Regions from separate parts of the Homo sapiens genome. Here all the other regions are linked to region 2. The links are chromatin contacts, found by Hi-C or POLR2A ChIA-PET in ENCODE. All regions are on one chromosome and are shown on one strand. Each heading gives the region's core, a stretch centred on a gene start or an enhancer-like site at or near the end of the contact. The rest is flanking DNA. Distances are from core to core; before and after follow the strand shown.

What was found. A loop is a pair of places that touch in the nucleus more often than their neighbours do. ChIA-PET counts read pairs that join two places held with the same protein, here RNA polymerase II (POLR2A). Pooled maps may share reads with other maps.
Region 1: a pooled map shows a loop between it and region 2 (4-fold over the local background). The contact joins the promoter of CWF19L1 here to the promoter of DNMBP in region 2. A Hi-C loop is called at or near these places in 6 of 50 pooled maps. POLR2A ChIA-PET finds 5 or more read pairs at or near these places in 2 of 52 experiments (Panc1 and activated naive CD4-positive, alpha-beta T cell).
Region 3: a map of OCI-LY7 shows a loop between it and region 2 (5-fold over the local background). The contact joins the promoter of OLMALINC here to the promoter of DNMBP in region 2. A Hi-C loop is called at or near these places in 1 of 168 maps with a recorded cell type or tissue (OCI-LY7), 3 of 37 single-sample maps with no recorded cell type and 9 of 50 pooled maps. POLR2A ChIA-PET finds 5 or more read pairs at or near these places in 4 of 52 experiments (BJ, GM12878, H1 and 1 more).
Region 4: a loop to region 2 is called in a map of CD4-positive, alpha-beta T cell, with 3 times the contacts of the local background. The contact joins the promoter of BLOC1S2 here to the promoter of DNMBP in region 2. A Hi-C loop is called at or near these places in 1 of 168 maps with a recorded cell type or tissue (CD4-positive, alpha-beta T cell) and 10 of 50 pooled maps. POLR2A ChIA-PET finds 5 or more read pairs at or near these places in 1 of 52 experiments (GM12878).

Annotation. Positions count from the first base shown.
Region 1 is chr10:100,265,708-100,271,229 of GRCh38, reverse strand. CWF19L1 (CWF19 like cell cycle control factor 1) reads left to right here and starts at 3,592. Exons shown (of 14, transcript NM_018294.6): 1 at 3,592-3,659. The coding sequence starts at 3,637.
Region 2 is chr10:100,006,358-100,011,342 of GRCh38, reverse strand. It overlaps DNMBP (dynamin binding protein), which reads left to right and starts at 1,396. Exons shown (of 17, transcript NM_015221.4): 1 at 1,396-1,505. RefSeq lists a silencer at 1,104-1,623 and enhancers at 4,280-4,339, 4,890-4,969.
Region 3 is chr10:100,370,007-100,375,328 of GRCh38, reverse strand. OLMALINC (oligodendrocyte maturation-associated long intergenic non-coding RNA) reads right to left here and starts at 1,753. Exons shown (of 3, transcript NR_026762.1): 1 at 1,317-1,753. RefSeq lists enhancers at 424-993, 994-1,561, 1,631-1,760, 1,562-2,131, 1,861-2,190.
Region 4 is chr10:100,284,859-100,290,214 of GRCh38, reverse strand. BLOC1S2 (biogenesis of lysosomal organelles complex 1 subunit 2) reads left to right here and starts at 3,535. Exons shown (of 5, transcript NM_173809.5): 1 at 3,535-3,610; 2 at 4,002-4,118. The coding sequence starts at 3,556. PKD2L1 (polycystin 2 like 1, transient receptor potential cation channel) reads left to right here. Exons shown (of 16, transcript NM_016112.3): 14 at 77-200; 15 at 1,159-1,243; 16 at 1,737-2,066. The coding sequence ends at 1,819. RefSeq lists a silencer at 3,419-3,618 and enhancers at 3,909-4,208, 3,794-4,301.

The DNA.
Region 1 (5,522 bases), core at 2,343-4,842, 260 kb before region 2:
TTTTATGGAAGACAATTTTTCCGTGGACGCGGGGGGATTTTTTTTTTTAATGGTATGAACCATATTTATTGAAAACATTATTTCTGGCCTTTCTCAAATTGAAGACTGCAAAAAATAAAAGCAGTGCTTTATTGAGTTGTCATTAACCTTGAGAGCAGTGGCGCTGCCTCTCCACGCTCTGGGGACGGTGGAAACCGTGGCTGGTGCGTGCCACATCTATCACACCTCGGTCTACAAAACAGTCCTGACGTCAAATAAAACTATTGTGGCCGGGCGCGGTGGCTCACGTCTGTAATCCCAGCACTTTGGGATGCCGAGGCGGGCGGATCACGAGGTCAAGGAAATCGAGACCATCCTGGCTAACACGGTGAAAACTCGTCTCTACTAAAAATACAAAAACAAAATTAGCCAGGCATGGTGGCGGGTGCCTGTAGTCCCAGCTACTCTGGAGGCTGAGGCAGGAGAATGGCGTGAACCCGGGAGGCGGAGCTTGCAGTGAGCGTAGATCGCGCCACTGCACTGCAGCCTGGGCGACAGAGCGAGACTCAGTCTCAAACAAAAACAAAAACAAAACAAAACAAAACAAAAAAAACAAACGCTCGTACATGACATTTACATTAGAAAAAGAGAGCTGAAAGTAGGGATGGGGGGATGGTTTGGGGATGAAACTGTTCCACCTCAGATCATCAGGCATCAGATTCTTGTAAGGTACGCAGCGCCGTAGAACCCTCGCATGTGCAGTTCACAATAGGGTTCCAGCCTCTGTAAGAATCTGATGCCACCACTAATCTGATAGGAAGTGAGCTCAGGCGGTTATTCTCACTTGCCCACCGCTCGCCTCCTGCTGTGCGTCCTGGTTTCTGATGGGTACTGGTCCATAGCCCGGGGGTTGGGGATCCTTGCTCTATCTAGAGAATGCCATTTGTATTTTGATGGGGATTGGACTGAATCTGTAAATTGCTTTAGGTAGTGTTGTCTTTTTTCTTTCTTTCTTTTTTTTTTTTTTGAGACGGAGTCTCGCTCTGTTGCCCAGGCTAGAGGCTGGAGTGCAGTGGCTGGATCTCCGCTCACTGCAAGCTCTGCCTCGCGGGTTCATGCCATTCTGCTGCCTCAGCCTTCCGAGTACCTGGGACTACAGGCGCCCGCTACCACGCCTGGCTAATTTTTTTGTATTTTTAGGAGAGACGGGGTTTCACCGTGTTAGCCAGGAAGGTCTCGATCTCCTGACCTCGTGATCTGCCCGCCTAATTCTTCTAATCCATAAGCGTGGAATATCTTTCCTTTTTGTGTGTGTGTCCTCTTTCATCAGTATTGTATAGTTTTCCTTGTATAGATCTTTCATTTCTTTAGTTAAATTGATTCCTACGTAGTTTATATTCTTTGTAGCTGTTGTAAATGAGATTGCTTTTTTGATTTCTTTTTCAGATTGTTTACTGTTGGTGCATATAAATGCTACTGATTTTTGTATGTTGATTTGGTATCCTGAAACTTTTACTGAATTCGTTTATTATTTCTAACAGTCTTTTTCGTGGAGTCTTTTGATTTTTCAATACGATGAGTTTTTATGTCTTACTTTTGTATCCTCTTCTGGGAATTATTACCTGCTCATGTTTGGCAAACTTCTACTCTTCTTCAAGATTCAGTCTTGAGTGCTACTCCTGGGCAGTGCTGTATTATCCAAAGAGTAGGAAAAAATGCATGCTTATGTGCCAGCAAAGCAGAGCCACCAGTTATGAGGCAAGAAACAAACAAAAAAGAAGGCTTGTAGGCTGTGGGAAAAGCCAGAACTTTGTAGTTTTGTTTGGTTATTGAGACAGGGCTTGCTGTGTCACCCAGGCTGGAGTGCAGTGGCAAGGTAATAGCTCGCTGAAGCCTCCATCTCCTGGGCTCAAGTGATCTCCCCACCTCAGCCTCTGGAGTACCTGGGAGTACAGGCATACGGCCACCATGCCCAGCTAACTTTTTTTTTTTTCTTTTTAAATTTGTAGTAGAGACGAGGTCTGGCTATGTTGCCCAGGTTGGCCTTGAACTCCTGTTCTCAAGTGAACCTCCCGCCTCAGCCTCCCAAAGTGCTGGGATTACAGGCATGAGCCACTGTGCCTGGCCTGTAGTTCTTCTTTAATCTTATGTTTTATTAATTTTGAATTATTTAGATGCCCTTGATGAGTCTTCCTTTCCCCGCAGTCGTCAGGAACTCTCTCTTGTTTCCATTTCCTTACACACTTGTTTCCTACCACTTGGCCTGAACCCTTCAAAAAAGTCAATATTACAAAAACTAAAACCAAATAGGTAGGAGGGCTTTTGTAGATTAAAATAGAGACAGAACCAAATGCAAGTGTGAAACTTGATTGCATCTGAATCAAAACAAGCCCCAAATATAAAATCAGTTTGTAGGGAAATATGGAGAACTTTAAATATGGATGTATATTAGGTAATATTATTGAATAATTAATGTTAATTTTCTTAGCTGTGTTAATAGTATTACGGTTATGTAGGAGGATATCCTAATCTTAGGAGATAAATGGAGATGTATTCCTGTTGTCCGCACTTTATTTTATTTTATTTTTTGACACGGAGTCTCGCTCTGTCGCCCAGGCTGGAGTGAAGTGGCGCGATCTCGGCTCACTGCAACTTCCTCCTCCTGGGTTCAAGCGATTCCCCTGCCTCAGCCTCCCGAGTAACTGGGACTGCAGGTGCGTGCCACCACGCCCGGCTAATTTTTTGTATTTTTAGTAGAGAGGGGGTTTCACCGTGTTAGCCAGGATGGTCTGGATCTCCCAAAGTGCTGGGATTACAGGCGTGAGCCACTGCGCCCGGCCTGTACTTTACTTTCAAATGATTGAGTGAGAATGGAAGGGCTTGGGCACTTTGAGAGAAAGAGAACACAAGCAAATTTGCCAACATGCTGAGACTTACTGAATCAAGGTAATAGCCATTATTCTTTTAACTTTTTTTTTTTTAATTTGAGACGGAGTTTCGCTCTTGTTGTCCAGGCTGGAGTGCAATGGCGCGATCTTGACTCACTGCAACCCCCGCCTCCCTGGTTGAAGCAATTCTCCACCATGCCCGGCTAATTTTTGTATTTTTAGAAGAGACGGGGTTTCACCATGTTGCCCAGGCTGGTCTTGAACGCCCGACCTCAAGTGATCCGCCCGCCTCAGCCTTCCAAAGTGCTGGGATTATAGGCGTGAGCGTCCACGCCCGGCCTCTTAACTTTTTGATAGGTTAAAAACTTACAAAAAACGTGGATAGAGGGGGTCTGTCTTGCCCACTAGACCGATATGGTTAGGTTAGGTTAGGTTAGGTTAGGTTAGGTTAGAACCCGACATTGTGCTCTGTACTTCCTAGCCATTCATTCGCTTCAAGTGCTCTGAAATTTAATTTAAAAAATCATAGTTGGAATCCTTTCGGTCACTTTCTCTTTCTCCCTTCGTTCCTCCCTTTCCCTCTTGATTCTTCCTTGAGGCGCAAACACCTGAGAGAGGCTTCTGTCCCTCGGCGGTCTCCGTAAGTAAGTGAACCGTTATTGGCTGGAGGGCGCTGACGTCTGATTGTTGCGCGGTCGCATTTTTCCGGGGAGCGCGGATTCGCATTCCCAATTTTAGGTGGCAGTCGCAACCCATACTATTCGGACAGATGGCACAGAAACCGCTGCGCCTGTGAGTGACCGTGAATGGAAGCCTCTCTCCCTGTGTCTCTTTCGTGTGTGTAGGTGACGACACGGGCGGGAGTCTTTCCCATGACGGGAAGGGAGAAGGAAAAGGCGGAGAGACACGGGGCTGCTGGGGAGCTTAGGTGATGTCTTTGCCTGGCCGGGGCTGACCTCTTTTCCTGGCCCTTTTCGCTTCTGAGGGGGTTTCTCTTGGCGACGCTCGTTCGGAGAGGCGGAAGCTCCCAGAGTTAGGCCTCCTCCATCTTAGGGGGCAGTCCTGGCCTCTGACACATCCTTTCCCCTTCGTTTCTCCTGACCCCATTTATTTACTCGCCAAATAGCCATTGGGCCCACTGATGGGCCCTGGGCAGTGGTGGACAGAGTAGATAGGGACCCTTCCCTGGGGCATTTTTTTTTTTTTTTTTTTTTTGCGAGGAGGAGGGGTGGGGGTGGTGGTGAAGAGAGGGCTTCATGCAGCAAGTATTTATTGAAGAACTGCAGTGTGCCGGACGCTGTGCTAGGTGTTGCAACAGATGGAGTTCCTGCTTTAATGGAGCGTAGAGTCTAGAGGAACAGGTACTAAAGAATCCAGATAATGGGCCGGGCGCGGTGGCTGAGGCAGGAGAATCGCTTGAACCCGGGAGGCGGAGGTTGCTGTGAGCCGAGATCGCGCCACTGCACTCCAGCCTGGGCGACAGAACGAGACTCTCAAAACAAAACAAAACAAAACAAAACAAACAAAAAACAATACAAATAATGGCCGGGCGCGGTGGCTCACGCCTGTAATCCTAGCACTTTGGGAGGCTGAGGCGGGCGGATCACTTGCGGTCAGGAGTTCGAGACCAGCCTGGCCAACGTGGTGACACCCCGTCTCTACTAATACAAAAAAAAAAAATTAGCCAGGCGTGGTGGCGCGTGCCTGTAATCCCAGCTACTTGGGAGGCTGAGGCAGGAGAATCGCTTGAACCCGGAGGCGGAGGTTGCACAGTGAGCCGACACTGCACCTCTGCACTCCAGCCTAGGTAACAGAGTGAGACTCCGTCTAAAAAAAAAGGAATTCAGATAAATGTAAAGTTACCATAGTGATAGGGCCAGGCGCAGTGGCTCACGCCTATAATCCCAGCGACTCCGGAGGCCAAGGCAAGAGAATCACTTGAGTCCAGGAATTCAAGACCAGCCTGGGCAATATAGCAAGGCCCCGTTTCTACAAAAAATACAGAAAAAAAAAAAAATTAGCCGGGCGTGGTGGTCCCAGCTAATTGGGAGGCTGAAGCAGGTGGACCACCTGAGCCTGGGGAGGTCGATGCTGCAGTGAGCTGTGATCGTGCTGCTGATCTCCAGGCTGGGTGACAGATTGAAACCCTGTCTCAAAAAAAAAAAAAAAAAAATTGCAATAGTGGTAACTTTTGGGAAGAAAATATTCGTGAATCTGGGAGAGTGCATAAGAGGGGTATTTGGCTTAATGATAGGAGTCAAGAAGGCTTCCCGAGAATGTTAGGATTGAGCCTTGGGAAATAAGAGTAATCCATTGCTTAACAGCAGGGTTATGTTCTGAGAAATGAGTTGGTAGGCGATTTCGTCATTGTGCGAACATCTTTGAGTGTACTTCCAGAGACCTAGATGGTATGGCTTCCTGTACACCTAGGCTAAATGGTATAGCTGTACGTCAAGTTACTGTACTGAATACTGTAGGCAATTGTAACACAATGGTAAGCATTTTTGTATTTAAATATAGAAAGGGTACAGTGAAAACACCTGGCCGGGTGTGGTGGCTTATGCCTGTAATCCCAACACTTTGGGAGGCCGAGGTGGGTGGATCACCTGAGGTCAGAAGTTCAAGACCAGCCTGGCCAACATGGTGAAACCCTGT
Region 2 (4,985 bases), core at 147-2,646:
GGAAAAAAAAACAGTATGGTGGCTTCTCAAAAAATTAAACACAGAATTACCACATGATCCAGCAATTCTTCTGGATATATACCCAAAAGAATTGAAAGTAGGGACTCAGATATTTGTACACCCATGTTCATTGCAGCATTATTCACCATAGCCTAAAGGTACAAACAACCCAAATGTCCACAGAAAGATGGGATAAACCAAAGATGTTATATACGTACAATTGAGTATTATTCAGCCTTCAAAAGGAAGGATATTCTAACGCATGCTACAACATGGGTGAGCCTTGAAGACATTATGCTAGGTGAAAGAAGCCACTCACAAAAGGACAATATTGTATGATCCCACTTATATGAGGTATCCAGAGTAATCATAGAGACAGAAAGTAGAATGATGGTTACCAGGGGCTGGAGAATGAGGAGTTAGTGTTTAATGGGTACAGTTTCAGTTTGGGAAGATGAAAAAGTTCTGGAGCTGGATGGTGGTGATGGTTGCAGAACAATGTCAATGTACTTAATGCCACTGAACTGTACACTTAAAAAGGATTAAAATGGTAAATTTCATGTGATATATATTTAACCACAAGTTTTTAAAAAGCAAAGGGAAGGAGAAACATATACAGCATGGGATGAGATTTGTGAAATATTTATTTTTGTTGTGCATGCACAGTCATAGACTCGCCGCCTTCTTCAGAATCCTCTAGGTAGATTCCAGAAACGTGAGGCGCAGCAATTCCAGCAACATAGCCAAGCTGTGTAACTTCGTGGTCTTTAAACAAACAACGGGAATACTGCGGGGATTCAGAAACTGAGTCGGAGGAGGAGTTCTGACAGCCCTGCCCAGTTCTTGCTTCTGTCATTTCTTGCTCTCAAATTCTCAAAGATGTCCTGAGAGACTTTCCTCAGAAAAAAATGGGACAGATAGAGGCGAACCCCAGCGAGTATTGTGTGGCATAATAAGGGAAACTGCCTCGGGGTAGCAAAGAGGACAGCATCACACGCAGACAGGAATCGACTTGGACTTCTCTGAATGGAATTTTGACTTTTTTCTAGGTTGGAGGGTGGTGTCGGGAGTGGGGGAACAGCAAGAGTGGAGGAACTTGTCCGCAGCCGGGGCTGCACGTAGGACTGCGTGAGGCCGAGGCCCGACGAGCCGTGTCGGCGCGCTGCGGCGGGGGCGGGCCCCCGTGCCTCAGTTTCCCCGGTGGCCGTTCTGGGAGCGACGCCCCTCTGACGTCGCGAGGCGAGCAGGGCCGGGCCGGCCGCCAGGGGGCGCGAGCGCGGGGCGGGCGCCGGAGAGGTGGGCGCGCGGGCAGCGGAGCTTGGCGCCCCCGGGGCCGCGCGGACCGCGCCGGCAGAGGCGGAAGCCTGAGCGGGAGGCGGGGCGGCGCGCTGACTCACACGGGATCGACCCGCCCGCCGCTTCCAGGGGCGGAGGTGACAGCGGGCTGGGGACTGGCGGCTGCAACTGCCTGCCGCGCCGAGGGACCGCCGGGCGGCGGAAAGCAGGTCAGAGGCCGGGCCAGGCCGGAGCCGGGCGGGGGCCGGGCGGGGAGCGGGGGTCGCGGTCCGGGGCCGCGGGCGGAGGGGACCCGCACCCCGAGAGACGCGCCGCGCCGCGCCGCGCGGCTAGGCCTGTATCGGCCCTTTCCCAGCGGCGGCGCTGTGCTGCGCTCTGTGGGCCAGGAGCCCGCGAGGGACAGTGGGGCGCAGCGGGCCCCCTCGCACTCCTGTAGTCCCCGGGAGTTGGAGGGGTGGTCAGAGCAATGCGAACGTGGGCTTTTCAAGCGGTGTCAAGCCCAGGGCTCTTTCTCTGCACCGCCCTGCCACTCCGGCAATGAGGCGGAATTTTGAGAGCTGGAAAAAGAATTCTGCGTTAGTCCACCCCGCTGATTTTACAGATGTTCGGAGCCTTACGGCATAGGAGGCCGTGATTCTGTGTCAGGGAGACAGGGACAGATGGCTTCCGAAGCAAGGGTTAGACCTGTTCAGCTGGAGATGCAGCTTTGGTCATGGTGGAGTTTTGCAGAAACCCGCGGACACCCGCGTTCCTGCTGCAGGCACAGATGTCCACCGGGCATCTGTGTCTCAAAGGGTGGTGATGCTGTCACTTTAGTAAAGGAATATTGAGGTTACCAAACAGGCCGGGGCCTGATGCAGATGAGGAGTATAGACTTAAATTTTAAGTGCAAAAACAACTTTAAATGCAGTCTCATTATTACTGCCTGTCTCATTTGTACTGTAATGAAGGGTGAATATTTTTGGCACTCACTTATTCTGGAATATGGGTAACTTGCCTTTAGGTCTGTTTTATAGTAATTCTTTTACACAAACATGAAGATCTTGTATTAAAACACTTTCATAACTAATGATGCTGTAGTATGTGGCAGGCGAGTGGTAACGCTAATATTTAGGGTTTGAGCATAGTCTAGCTCTGCTTGTTTACATAGCTGAGTTAAACGGATGAGCAGGACTGATTAATCTGTAGTAGTTTTTGCAAGACTGAAGTACCTGACAGCATTCGGGGATCATTTCTCAGTTGGTGTTCCGTTTATTACTTTCACAGCATGAATACCGACACGGTGATCAGCAAGTTAGTTTATCCTCTACCCATTTTTCTCTAAAATATTGAATTAAAGGATCTCTAAGGTCCTCTTCTGTCTCGAGTTCTCCGATTTTACATGTTAACTTGAAACACGTCACTCATTGTGATAATAAAAATGTTTTAAGAAGAAAAGATTTTTAGAATTCTGCATAATGGGGCATAGCGAATCTTCAAATTCATTATTCTCAGCTCTCTCAGTCACTTTATCAGGGTTGGGCTAAAATAAGTGAAAAGTGACTTTTCAAATTGCAGATACTTACGTGTTAAATTCACTTAAATTCAGAGGCTGCAATGGAGTGATTTCTGGAGGGTGGAGAGTAGCTCAAGTCTGGCTTGGGAACGGGGTTCGTGCAGTGCACTGATAACTTTTGCAATAAGCCAAGAACAGTCTGACTCAGAGAATGTGATAAATTGACTTTTATACAGTGTTCATATTGTGTATTTTTTGGCTGAGATAATAATAATCTTCATAAACGATCTGTTTAAATATGCACCAGTTATTTATTTGTCTTGCAGCCCCAAGGCAGGGCATTTCCCTCAACGTTCCATCAATCTCTTCCTCTTTTCTGGCTCCTGACTTCAGGTGATCCGCCTGCCTCAGCCTCCCAAAATGCTGGGATTACAGGCGTGAGCCACCGAGCCTGGCTTTTGGCTTATTTTCTAGGTTTAGTATTCTGTTGTTTCTAGAGTCAGCTAATGGATTACCTACAACATGGTATTATTACGAGATTATCTCCTGTGAAATTCTCGAATGTGCTTGATCATCTGCCAAAGCATCCTTAGAATTCATTCAGAATACTTCTGGAAAGTTTTGCAACACCAATTCAATTAATATGAAATAGTTTCTTATTATACACACTCTGGAAAACATCTGAATAAGCTAATTTTCAAGATTGGTTAACTTAGTCTTGTTGGTCAGGAGTTAATTATGAGTTATTAGTTTCTTGCCTGGAAAGGCAGAAAGTTCTTAAGTAGCAGCAGTAAAATGAGCTCTTTAATGAAAGAGCCGTTAAACCAAGATGTTAACTTTTAGTTGTGTTCTTTATCCTCCCTGCTATGAAAGGCAGCTGTGGGAGGTGAAATAGAGTAGCTAAAATGTATTATTTCATTTTTAGATTTCTAGATCTTTTCTTCTGACTGAAGGACGTGACCACCAAGAATTGAACCAGCACTTGAGGGCAGGCACATAGGGCATTGTGTGAGGAGTCTGAAGGCATGGCTTTTGGTCCTTACTTGTTTATTCACTGAACACATTCTCACTGAGCACCTGTGTGTGCTGAGAGGGTGGGCACCTGTGTGTGCCGGGAGGAGGAACACCTGTATGTGCTTGTGGGGGGCACCTGTGTGTGCCGGGGTCGTGGTAGCACTTGTGTATGCTGTGGGTGCTGGGAGGGGGAACCAGTTTGAACAAAACAGACTAAGCCCTCGTGGAACAGACACATTCTAATTGGGTGGAAACAGACAAATATGTGAATGAATAGGTCAAAGGATCATAATGCTGTGGAGAACTTTAGAGTCAGGAAAGGGTAAGAGTGTGTGTGTGTGTATGTATATGTGTGGTAGGGGATTTACTTTTTATATAGAGGGGTCAAATAAAGCCTCTACTGAGATAACTTTTTTTTTTTTGGAGACAGAGTCTTGCTCTGTCACCCAGGCTGGAGTGCAGTGGCGTGATCACAGCTCACTGTAGCCTCAACCTCCTGGGCTCAAGTGATCCTCCCATCTCAGCCTCCCGAGTAAGCTGGGACTGCAGGCTTATATCACCACGCTGGGCCAATGTTTGTATTTTTAGTAGACGCGGGGTTTCACTATGTCGCTCAGGCTGGTCTGGAACTCCTGGCCTCAAGCGATCCACCCACCTTGGCCTCCCAAAGTGCTGGGATTACAGGCATGGGCCACCACACCTGGCCTAACTCATGGTGGGAGACTGGAAGGAAATGAGGAAGTGAGCAGGAGGCAGTGGGATGAGCATGTTCCAAACCCTGGTGCAGGAGCATGCTTGGCATGTTAGGGGTGGCAAGGTCATGGTGGCCAGTCAGTGTGGATGTGGGTTGGGGGGAGGTGGCAGCAGATGAGAGGGGGTGGGAGTGGGGAGGACACATCAGTGTAGGTCATTGTAAGGATTTTGGCCTTTACACTGAGTGAGGGGGAAGCCGTTGGAGAGCTTTGAACAGTGAAGTTGATGATGACTTATGTTTTAAAAGGATAACTGGCTGCTGGGTTGAGAATAGACAGGAAGAGGACAAGGGCTGAGTCAGGGAGACCTTTTCAAGCTAGAGCTGTGTGACTCACACCATAATTCTTCCCTGAGTCTTCGTTTCCTCATCTGTAAAATAACTGGGCCCTCTCTAGCTCAAGAATTTTAAGTTTTCAAGTAGTGCAGG
Region 3 (5,322 bases), core at 504-3,003, 360 kb before region 2:
AGGCTGGAGTGTAGTGGCACAATCTCAGCTCACTGCAACCTCTGCCTCCTATGTTCAAGCCATTCTCCTACCTCAGCCTCTCGAGAAGCTGGAATTAACAGGCGCCCGCCACCATGCCTGGATAATTTTTAATAGAAACAGGGTTTCACCATGTTGGCTAGGCTGGTCTTGAACTCCTGACCTCAGATGATCCACCCACCTCAGCGTCCAAAGTGCTGGGATCACAGGCATGAGCCACCACACCTGGCCTCTGTGTCCTCTTTCTACCTTCCCAAGATTCTGTACTTGAATCTTCTTTTTTTTTTTTTACTTTTGAGACAGGGTCTTGCTCTTGCTATGTTGCCCAGGTTGGAGTGCAGTGGCACTATCTCAGCTCACTGCAGCCTAGACCTCCCCAGGCTCAGGTGATCCCCCCACCTCAGCCTCCCAAGTAGCTGGAATTACAGGTATGTGTCACCACACCCGGCTAATTTTTGCAGTTTTTGTAGAGTCGGGGTCTCACCATGTTGCCCAGGCTGGTCTCAAACTCCTGGGCTCAAGCAATCCTCCTACCTTGGTCTCCCAAAATGCTGGGATTACAGGCATGAGCCACCGTGCCCTGCCCAAATCTTCTTATTCTATAATTTCTCTTTAGGTCATCAATTTCTCTCCCGATCCACTATAAACCCTTTGGATCTCATCTCTACTTTTCTTCTCGACACCAGATCCTAATTCCCAACTGTCTACTGGGTATTACATCCACAGGGATGTACTTCTTGCAATTCAAATGCCACATGTCAAAAACTGAACTCCTATTCCCTTTGCAAAATCCCTCTGCTTCTCTCTTTCTCTCTCCTTTTTGCTACCTATTTCAGGTAGGGGAAGTGGTGTCCTTCCAGCCACTCAGGCTAGAAACCTCAAAGTCCTCTTCTGATTGCTGTCCTCACTCATCTCACACATCCAGTCAATAAAGTGCTATTGATTCTCCTCCCAAATGCCTCTCAGCTTGTGCCCTTCCTTTCCATTCCCACCGTGACTATCCCAGCTTTTGAGGTCCCATGACTCTTCACCAGAGTGGTAACAATAGCTTCCCAACATCTCCCAGCCCCCATCCCCCCGCTACTCTGCTCTGTTGCCATGAGAGTTAACTTTGCGAAACAGAGAGATTATTTTCCTCTCCTGCTTGAAAATATCTGATGACTTCTTATCACTTACAGAAGCAAGTCTAAACTTTCCACTGTCTCCTCCCACTCTCCCACCACACACCACCTTCCTGCGCCGGTTGCGTCAGCCTCGAACGTTCCTGAACGCTTTGCTGTTCCTGTGCTTTTACTCACGTTCTCCCCAGTGACTGCCCAATCTTTAGTGTGTTTTGCTGACTCCTGGCGCTCTGGCTTTTCCATAAGAGGCGTTTTTGCACGATTGCAGACAGGAATAAAAATGAGCTCTGCCTACTGGGCCGTCCTGGTTAGCAAGGTCTACACCACCTCAAAGGCAGCTATGGACTAAGAGCCCACAAAGAATCTCGGGTTATGAGGGAGGGGCTGGCCGTGGAGACGGCTAAAGCGCCTCATTTGTCTTCCCAGCAGGGAAGCGATGGGACCTCGGCGGGCAGGGAACGCGATCTCCACCCGTCTGGAAAACTCTCTGAGTTCTGGAGCACTGTTCGCGGCCGGACTGAGTGGCATGTCCGCATTTTCCCCATTCCAGGGTAGGGCAGACTGAGGTAGGAGAGCAGAGCCCCGAGGCCGACTCCCCGGGAAAAAAAAAAAAAGGAAAAAAGGCTCCCGCCGACCTGTGATTCACAGGAGCAAGAGGCTGGAAGGACCGCGCCTCCTGATTGGAGCAGACAGAATCAGACAAGCTTGGGGGCCGCTGATTGGCTCCGGCGTGGTCAGGCGCTGGTGGGCTGTTGTAGGTGTAAATAGCTCTTGAAGGCCCGGGTCTGTGACCGGCAGTAACCCCGGCGAGAGTGGGTGGAGAGGGAGGCGCTTCCTCTCCATTCATGTCAGCTGCCAGCCAGGCCCGGGCAGGCCGGCCCTTTAGCGGAGGGGACTGGGCAGGACGAGGCGATGGGTGTCTTCGGAGATCTTAAGCTGGGCTGAAAGTTAAACACTCACCCGCAGGGCTGAGCCAGAGCTGGCACCTTCCACACCGAGCCCCTTCCTATCTGTGACTGTTGAAAAGTTTAATGTGATGTTCTGGGTGAGGACCGAGGCGTTGGAGGTCGCTAGGAGGGTAGTTTTACGGAGTCGCGTTAATGGCTGTAGTGGGTGTACCTTAGTGACCACAGGGAGGTGGCAGCCTGTCCTCTCCTCCTCCTGGTCACCGTATTCTATTTGCGGAAAAGGTAAGAATGGAGGCTTGGATAGTCTTTCTACTAGAGATGCAACTTCTCCCACCCTCTACTCCAGGGGAAAGAGAAGTCTGTGGGGAACTGGCTTTGTAAAAAGTAGGAAAGAGGAAAGGGACAAATGGGTACACGTTAAGAAGAGGGTGACTCTCATACATTGCTGGAGAAAATTTAAAGTGGTGCAGCCACTGGGGAAACAGTTTGATGGTGCCACAAAAGGTTAAATATCAAATTAGCATCTGGCCCAGCAACTCCACTCCTAGATATAAACCCTAATAAATTATAAACGGGTACTCATATTTGCACTCAAATGTTCATGGCAGTGCTATTCACAATAACCAAAAGGTGGAAGCAACTCCAGTGTTCATCAATTGATAAATCAGTAAACCAACTGTGGTGTATTCATACAATGGAATATGAATAGGTAATAAACAGGAATGAAGTACTGATATATGCTCCAATGGGGATGAACATTGAAAGATTATGCCAAGAGAAGGAAGCCAGACACAGAAGGTCATATATTGTACGATTCCATGTATAGGAAATATCCTGAAGTGGTAAATCCACAGAGACAGAAAGCAGACTGATGGTCACCAGGGGCCGAGTGTGGGTGGGAAGATGGGGAATCACTGTTGAATGGGTTCAAGTTTTCTTTTGGGGTGAAAATGTTTTAGAACAAAAGGTAGTGTTTGCACAATGTTATGAATGCACTAAGTGCCACAGAACTGGTCAATTTAAAATGGTTAGTTCGGCCTGGCACGGTGGCTCACACCTGTAATCCCAGCACTTTGAGAGGGTGGGGCGGGCGGATCACCTGAGGTCAGGAGTTTGAGACTAGCCTGGCCAACGTGGTGAAACCCCATCTCTCCTAAAAAAAAAAAAAAAAAGAAAGAAAGAAAGAAAAAAAAAGATGGGCATGGTGGCAGGTGCCTGTAATCCCAGCTACTCAGGAGGCTGAAGCAGGAGAATCGTTTGAACCCGGGAGGCGAAGGTTGCAGTGATCCGAGATCATCCCATTGCACTCCAGCCTGGGCGACAAGAGCAAAACTCTGTCTCAAAATAAATAAATAAAATAAAATGGTTAGTTTAGCCGGGCACGGTGGCTCACACCTGTCATCCCAGCACTTTGGGAGGCCAAGGGAGGAGGATCACTTGAGCCCAGGAGTTTGAGACCAGCCTGGGCAATATAGTGAGACCCCTATCTCAATAAATAAAGTGGTTAGTTTTATATTGTGTGAATTGTCTCTCAATTAAAATGTATCTCTCTCTCTCTCTCTCTCTCTCTCTCTCTCGCAAACAAACTGACAGACTAAAAGGTGAGTCCTTCCTGCTGTCCATAATTCTCTAAGAAAGAAATAAGAAACAGCAATTCTGAGTCCTCTGCTGCCTTTCACTTCCACTTTCCTCTCTGTTTTTTGAAGTCTGGCATGGTCCTGGTTACTGACTGCTCCCCATGGAAAATGGCCAGGAGGGAGAGGGCCCCTTCCGCCCCTCTGAGAAGGTCCTCGCCTGGGCCCAGAACCACTGTGAGTCAGCCCGGCATACACACACTGAGCCTTTGTGAGCGCTCTGTGGCCAGGGTGTAGCTGGCTGGGCGGGACCGCGTGGGGGAAGGGCAGGTCCGGGTCCTGAAAGTGGGAAGGCTTCTGCCTCCAGCAACCCCAGTATGGAATCTCAACTCCTTGGAGCCTGCAATTAGGGCCTGTGGCATTTGTTCCAAAGTCAGTGTACAAGAATCAGCGCTTTGCCTGCAGCACGGAAAGTTAACTACAGGTCACAAAATATGACTCCTACTCCCTGTGACATTTCACACAGTTTGTAGCAGTGACAGAATTTAGAGCAAGACATGAGCTCATTCTGTCATTTCCAGTGCTGACTGTTTAGGGGCAGGGAGACATTTCTGAAAGAGGAAGATGCTTTTGAGGAGCTCACAATCTTATAGGAGGGTGAAGTGTAGTTTAGGAAAAGTAGACAGGAAATGTTGGGTACGTATCTATGGTTTGAGAGGAAAGCTTAAAACCCAGGTGTGACTGAATGTTAAGACGGGTCAGGAGGTGGAGTGAGCTGGGTTCTTCCGGAACAGTGGATGCATCTGCTGTTTGTGCAAAACTTAAGCTCCCTGCCACTGCCACCCAGGGAGGAGGGTCACATCACCAGGCTTTGCCTCTGAGTATAACTGAATATTGCCAGGCATACAGTTGGACATATGACAGATTACGACATATCTAGTTTGTCATCTGCTCCACACCCAGTAGAGCCAGTAGTTAAGACCATAGGTCTGGAACCAGATCATAGCAACATTACACATTTTCTCACAGCTTTTTCTCCAAGTGAACTCAGTTACCTCATCAGTAAAATCCAGGTAACAATAACACCTGCTTCGGATGTGGTGCGATAACACACTGCCAAGCATTCAGTACAGTGCCCAGCTCTAGTAAATATTGTTATTGTTATTATGATTGTATCCACAAGTCTGATGGACTCAGAACTTTAATTTCCCACTCAAAAGGAAGTTAGGTCTGTGTTTATGCAGTTGCCTAAACCCCTTTAACTAAATGTAGAACATGGTATCTCGATTTTTCCAAGTAACTTGGTACAGCCAAATTGTCATATTATACTCCAGTTTATAGCAGCTTGCCTTTTCTCATGTGGCTAGTCTTTGTCCCTTTGAAGTTTGAGACTAGAGACTACATCACTGCATAATTAAGAGAACATGGACTGGGTGTGGTGTCTCATGCCTGTAATCCCAGCACTTTGGGAGGCCGAAGTGGGCAGATCACTTGACGTTAGGAGCTCGAGACCACCCTGGCCAACATGGTGAAACCCCATCTCTACTAAAAATACAAAAATTAGCCAGGCATAGTGGCAGATGCCTATAATCTCAGCTACTTGGGAGGCTGAGGCAGGAGACTCGCTTGAACCCGGGAGGCAGAGGTTGCAGTGAGCAGAGAACGTGCCACTGCACTCCAGCCTGGACAACAGAGTGAGAC
Region 4 (5,356 bases), core at 2,286-4,785, 280 kb before region 2:
TGAACCCTGGCTCTTTAGACATCCAGCCCCCAGACACAGATTTCTGCTCCATTCGTCTCTCTCAAATCCCACACAGGCTCACAAGGAGAGTTCTGCAGCTGGAGACTGTCCTGGAAGGAGTAGTGTCCCAGATTGATGCTGTAGGCTCAAAGCTGAAAATGCTGGAGAGGAAGGGGTGGCTGGCTCCCTCCCCAGGCGTGGTGAGTGGCCCTTCACCTGGTCCTCCTAGTTCCTCACAGCTGAACTCTGCCATCTTTTCCACTCAGTGGGTGGGGCAAGAACATTTTTGAAAGACCTATGTTTTCAGGCTCCTGGGGAAACATGTTCATAGCGGTTAGTGTATCAGCAGAGATGGGTCATGGAGATAAGGCCTGGAAGTTGCTTGCCCTGGCCTAAGGGCTGCCTTGGCCACATGAGATGGTCTGTGTCAGTCTGTTTGGGCTGATATAATAAATTATCATAGACTGGGTGGCTTATAAGCAACACAAATTTGTTCCTCACAGTTTGGGAGGCTGGGAAGTCTAAGATCAAGGTGCCAGTAGATTCAGTATCTGTTGAGGGCCCACTTCCTGATTCATAGAGAGCTGTCTTCTTGCTGTGCCCTTTCATGGTGGAAGGGGTAAGGGAAGTCTCCTTTATTTTATTTTTTTATTTTATTTATTATTATTATTATTTGAGATGGAATTTTACTCTTGTTGGCCAGGCTGGAGTGCAATGGCACGATCTCGGCTCACTGCAACCTCCGCCTCCTGAGTTCAAGTGATTCTCCTGCCTCAGCCTCCCAAGTAGCTGGGATTACAGGCATGTGCCACCATACCCAGCTAATTTTGTATTTTTAGTACAGATGGGGTTTCTCCATATTGGTCAGGCTGGTCTCGAACTCCTGACCTCAGGTGATCCACCCACCTCGTCCTCCCAAAGTGCTGGAATTACAGGCGTGAGCCCACTCATAAGGGCTACATACTCACTATCTAATCCCCTGCCAAAGGCCCCACCTCCTAATACTATCACATTGGGGGTTACAATTTTAACGGATGAATTTGGGAGGGACGCAAACAGTCTATAGCAGTCTGAGTTCTCTGGAATCAGATAGAGAGAAAAGAAAAGTGGTACACAAACTATTTCTTCAAATGATTTGTCCCTTTCTTCTTCCAACAGAAGGAACAAGCTATTTGGAAGCACCCGCAGCCAGCCCCAGCTGTGACCCCAGACCCCTGGGGAGTCCAGGGTGGGCAGGAGAGTGGTGAGGAAGGGGGCCTAAAGCATCAGACAGCAGGCTTCCCTCCCTCTGCCTCCGCACAGGCCCCCTCGCCACATCCCCTGCACTTCTAGGACAACAGGTCCCATCATGGCTGCTGCTGAGCCCCACCCTGCATCTGGCCTTTTGAGCCAATGTTTCTGTGTGTGGTGGGCATCATGCTTAGGCTTGTGAATCAGTGTTTCTGTGTGTTGCCACATAGCTCTGTGAAATAACGTCTTCCACTGGGCCTTTTACTCCCTGTGTACTTAGCTCTGTGTGTTAATTAAAAAAAAAAAAGTTAACAAACAGGATAAAGAGAGGGAGGGTAATGGCTCTTCCTAAGCACCTGGATAGCCATGGTCTGTGAAAAAGGTAGAAACCAAGAGAGTAGGCGGTATCTAGATGTCTTCCTACTTCCCAGTGAATCCTATTCTTATCCTTTGTGCATCCCAAGATTTGTTGCTAGCACCCATGGGTTTCTCGTTTTCCCCCACAGAGGTTCCCTATAAAAGAGAAGAGGAAGCCTTAGAGGAGAGGAGACTCTCCCGTGGTGAGATTCCAACGTTGCAGAGGAGTTAAGTGTGAGGCACTCCCGGAGCAAAGTCTATGAAGGATCTTCTGCAAGAGGCTGCCTCCTGGTCCACTGAACCTGGAAACTGAGTGGGCTTTAACCAGGAGATAAAAATGGAGCCTGAAGGGAATCAGGCAAGGAAATGAACTCAGGATTCAGAGATCTTTGAATTAATATGTGGTGGGTTCTGACATTATTCTTCCATAAGACCATGTGGGTTTCCATGGTGGCTATCAATAAAACTCCTTAGGAAAACTTGGACTTTGCATTTGCTTCTGGTATTATAGAGGGAAGAAAGGCTGAAATTGTGGGTCATCCATGTGCCTGGGCTGGAATAGGTTCATGCTCTCTAGGAGGTATAGAGTAGGTGCAGTGATGTGAAGGAGCTGGGCTATAAGAACTTCTAGGCCTAGCACAGTGACTCACGCTTGTAATCCCAGCACTTTGGGAGGCTATGTTGGGTGGATCACTTGAGGCCAGAAGTTCCAGACAAGCCTGGGCAAAATGCTGAAATCCTGTCTTTAATAAAAATACAAACAAATTAGCCAGGTGTGGTGGCGCGTGCCTGTTATCCCAGCTACTTGGGAGGCTGAGGCATGAGAATCGTTTGAACTCGGGAGGTGGAGGTTGCAGTGAGCTGAGCCGAGATCACGTTACTGTACTCCAGCCTGGGTGACAGAGCGAGACTCTGTTTCAAAAAAAAGAACTTCTGGCTCGCAGGAATGGCTTGAAATAGTGGCTACTATGGTTGCACCATAGGAAAAGTGGGGACAGGTGACAAGTGAGACTCAGTCCTCAGGGTGGAGACAGTCAGGGTAGGAGGGCTGGGGATAAGGGGTAGCTGGCGTGTGTGTGTATGTACTGGCATCGGGGTGGGGTGAGAGGGTGCAGAGGGAGGATAACCAGGGATAAGAAAAGAAACTACCAAGATTTTGGGTGTCCAGGAGCCTGCCTGAGGCCTGCTGAATATCTCCTATCCCTTCTTCTGTGGCCTTTATCCCTCCTCATTTTGCACCTTCAATTGCTCCCCAGTCACTTCTTCTCATCCATCTCTTTCACTCACTCCTGTTCTCCCATCCCATTAAGTACTCTGTACACCTAGGAGGCTTGTGAAACAGCTTAAATGCAATTAAGATAACCAGAGTGTATCCTCAGCCCTAAAAAAGTTACAGTCTAAGCTTTCTTCAAGGAAGGCTGTATCAACTGAAGAGAAGTAGATGCCTGCCTGCAGTTTAAGAAATAGGGGCCAGTGAGTTGGTGTTAACTCAGGACATTGGGAGGGACAGTATTTAGGACCAGGGATCAATGCCTGAAGGTTTCCCAAAGTGTGGACGAGACAACCTGTAAAACTTTGGATTCCCTGAGCAATCTTTTGATGACTAACTCCAGTGCGGAGTGTCAGGAGAGCGGGCAATCCGTCTTCAGTGGTTTTGGTCAGCAGGCCACAAACAGGGTTGACTATTCCCAGACGGGTCGTGAGTGGTACAAGATGAGTGATCCCTCCAGGGTGTGACTGTAGGGATGAGCTCGCCCTCAGTCCCAGACGTCGCGACTGTTGGCAGTGGATCAATTCACAACAGCCTGGCGTAGCTTCAATTTCGGCTCCGGAATCGCCCTTTGCTGTGTCATAGACCTGAGGCTGGACTGGACCGCTAGGCGCAGGACTGCAGGGCCGGCCGGGTGGGCGGGGCACACCCAGTGCGCATGCGCAGCACCCCGGCCCGGAAACAGCGCGGGGTCCGCTATGGCGGCGGCAGCCGAGGGCGTACTGGCGACCCGGAGTGATGAGCCCGCCCGAGGTACCCGGAATGGATGGGGAGGAAGCGTCCGGTGGGGGGCCTGGGGCTCCGTCTCGGGTGGGCGAGGTTGAGTGTGTGGTGGCTCACCTGGCAGGAACGGGCTGGTGAGAGGAGTGCACTTGTCGCTGCGCGCGAGTGTTTGTCCTGTCAGGGTGACTGGGATGGTGCCAGGATGAGCGGGGGTGCCGGGTATGGGCGAGGGGCGGTGCGAGGGAGGCGAGTTGATGTGTCAGATGGGCAGGGACGCAGTGAAGGACTTGAAATTATGGCAGATGGAGAATGGAGCCGACTTGATGGAATGAAGGCAAGTGGAGGGATGTCGGAACAGGCTGCTTTGGCTGGATTAGCACCGGGTGTAGGCGGGACACTTAGTCATTCTCCCTTGGCCCAGACGATGCCGCCGTGGAGACAGCTGAGGAAGCAAAGGAGCCTGCTGAAGCTGACATCACTGAGCTCTGCCGGGACATGTTCTCCAAAATGGCCACTTACCTGACTGGGGAACTGACGGGTGAGGCGGGGTCTGGGTTGATTCGGGTGCGGTTTGGCCCAGGAGGCCTGGGAGATGGTTAGCAGCATCAGTCTGCAGCTCCCTTCCTACCCTGCATGCCCTGAGACAGGCCTGTTGGAAGTTGGGGGAGGCCATGAATGGGAGAGAAAGAAAATACAACTCTGCAGGCCTCTGTAACATAGACTAATGAGAAAACAATAACAAAAAAGAGTTCATATCCAGCAACAGTAATCAAGAAGTGCTTCCTTGGGGAAAGTGTATTTTGAGCAGGGTTGTGAAGGGAATTATTGGTGGAAAAGGGGGAGATGATACAACTAGCGAATGAGGTGGTATGTGCAAGCAGTGTGTTTGGCTAAAGCAGAAGATGTGTTTACCGGGATAAAGAGAAATGAAATTGAGGAACGGGGAGTGACCTGCAGATTTAGGGACCTATTAGTTTGGTCTGAGGATTTGATAACCCATCCTTTGGGACATGACTAGTGTTTGATCGTTTCCAAGTGGACACATGACCTATGTGTGGAGGAGGATCAGAAAGTGAAGTATGGGCAGGGCGCGGTGGCTCATGCCTTTAATCCCAGAGGCCGAGGCTGGTGGATCACTTGAGGTCAGGAGTTTGAGACCAGCCTGGGCAAAATGGCGAAATCCTGTCTCCACTAAAAATACAAAAATTAGCCGGCCGTGGTGGCGGGCGCCTGTAATCCCAGCTACTGGGGAGACTGGGGCAGGAGAATCGCTTGAACCCAGGAGGTGGAGGTTGCAGGTTGCAGTGGACTGAGATCACACCACTTGCACTCCAGCCTGGGCGACAGAGTGTGACTCCATCTCAAAAAAAATGAGAAAGAAAAAAGAAAAAGAAAGAAAGTGAAGTCTGGTCCAGTACAGCATCTCAAAAACATTTATTAAATTGTTTCACTTCCCCAGGAAATTACTGTAAGCTAAATTTGTGAATCAGAATCTATGAGAAAAGGCTTGATACAGAATAGTAGGGGTTGTGAATCTGTAATTTTTTTTTTTCTTTTTCTGTTTTTAAGAGACAGGGTCTCACTATGTTGCCTGGGCTGGTCTTGAACTCCTGAGCTCAAGTGATCCTCTTTCCATCTATTTTGGTTGATGGCACCACCCAGGCTTAAAACCCCAGATACATCTTAGTCTGCTTCCATCCCTCAATATCTACTTGAACAAGTCCTATAAATTCCACTTCTGTAATGTTCTTGCACCCATGCTCTCCTTTCCATTCC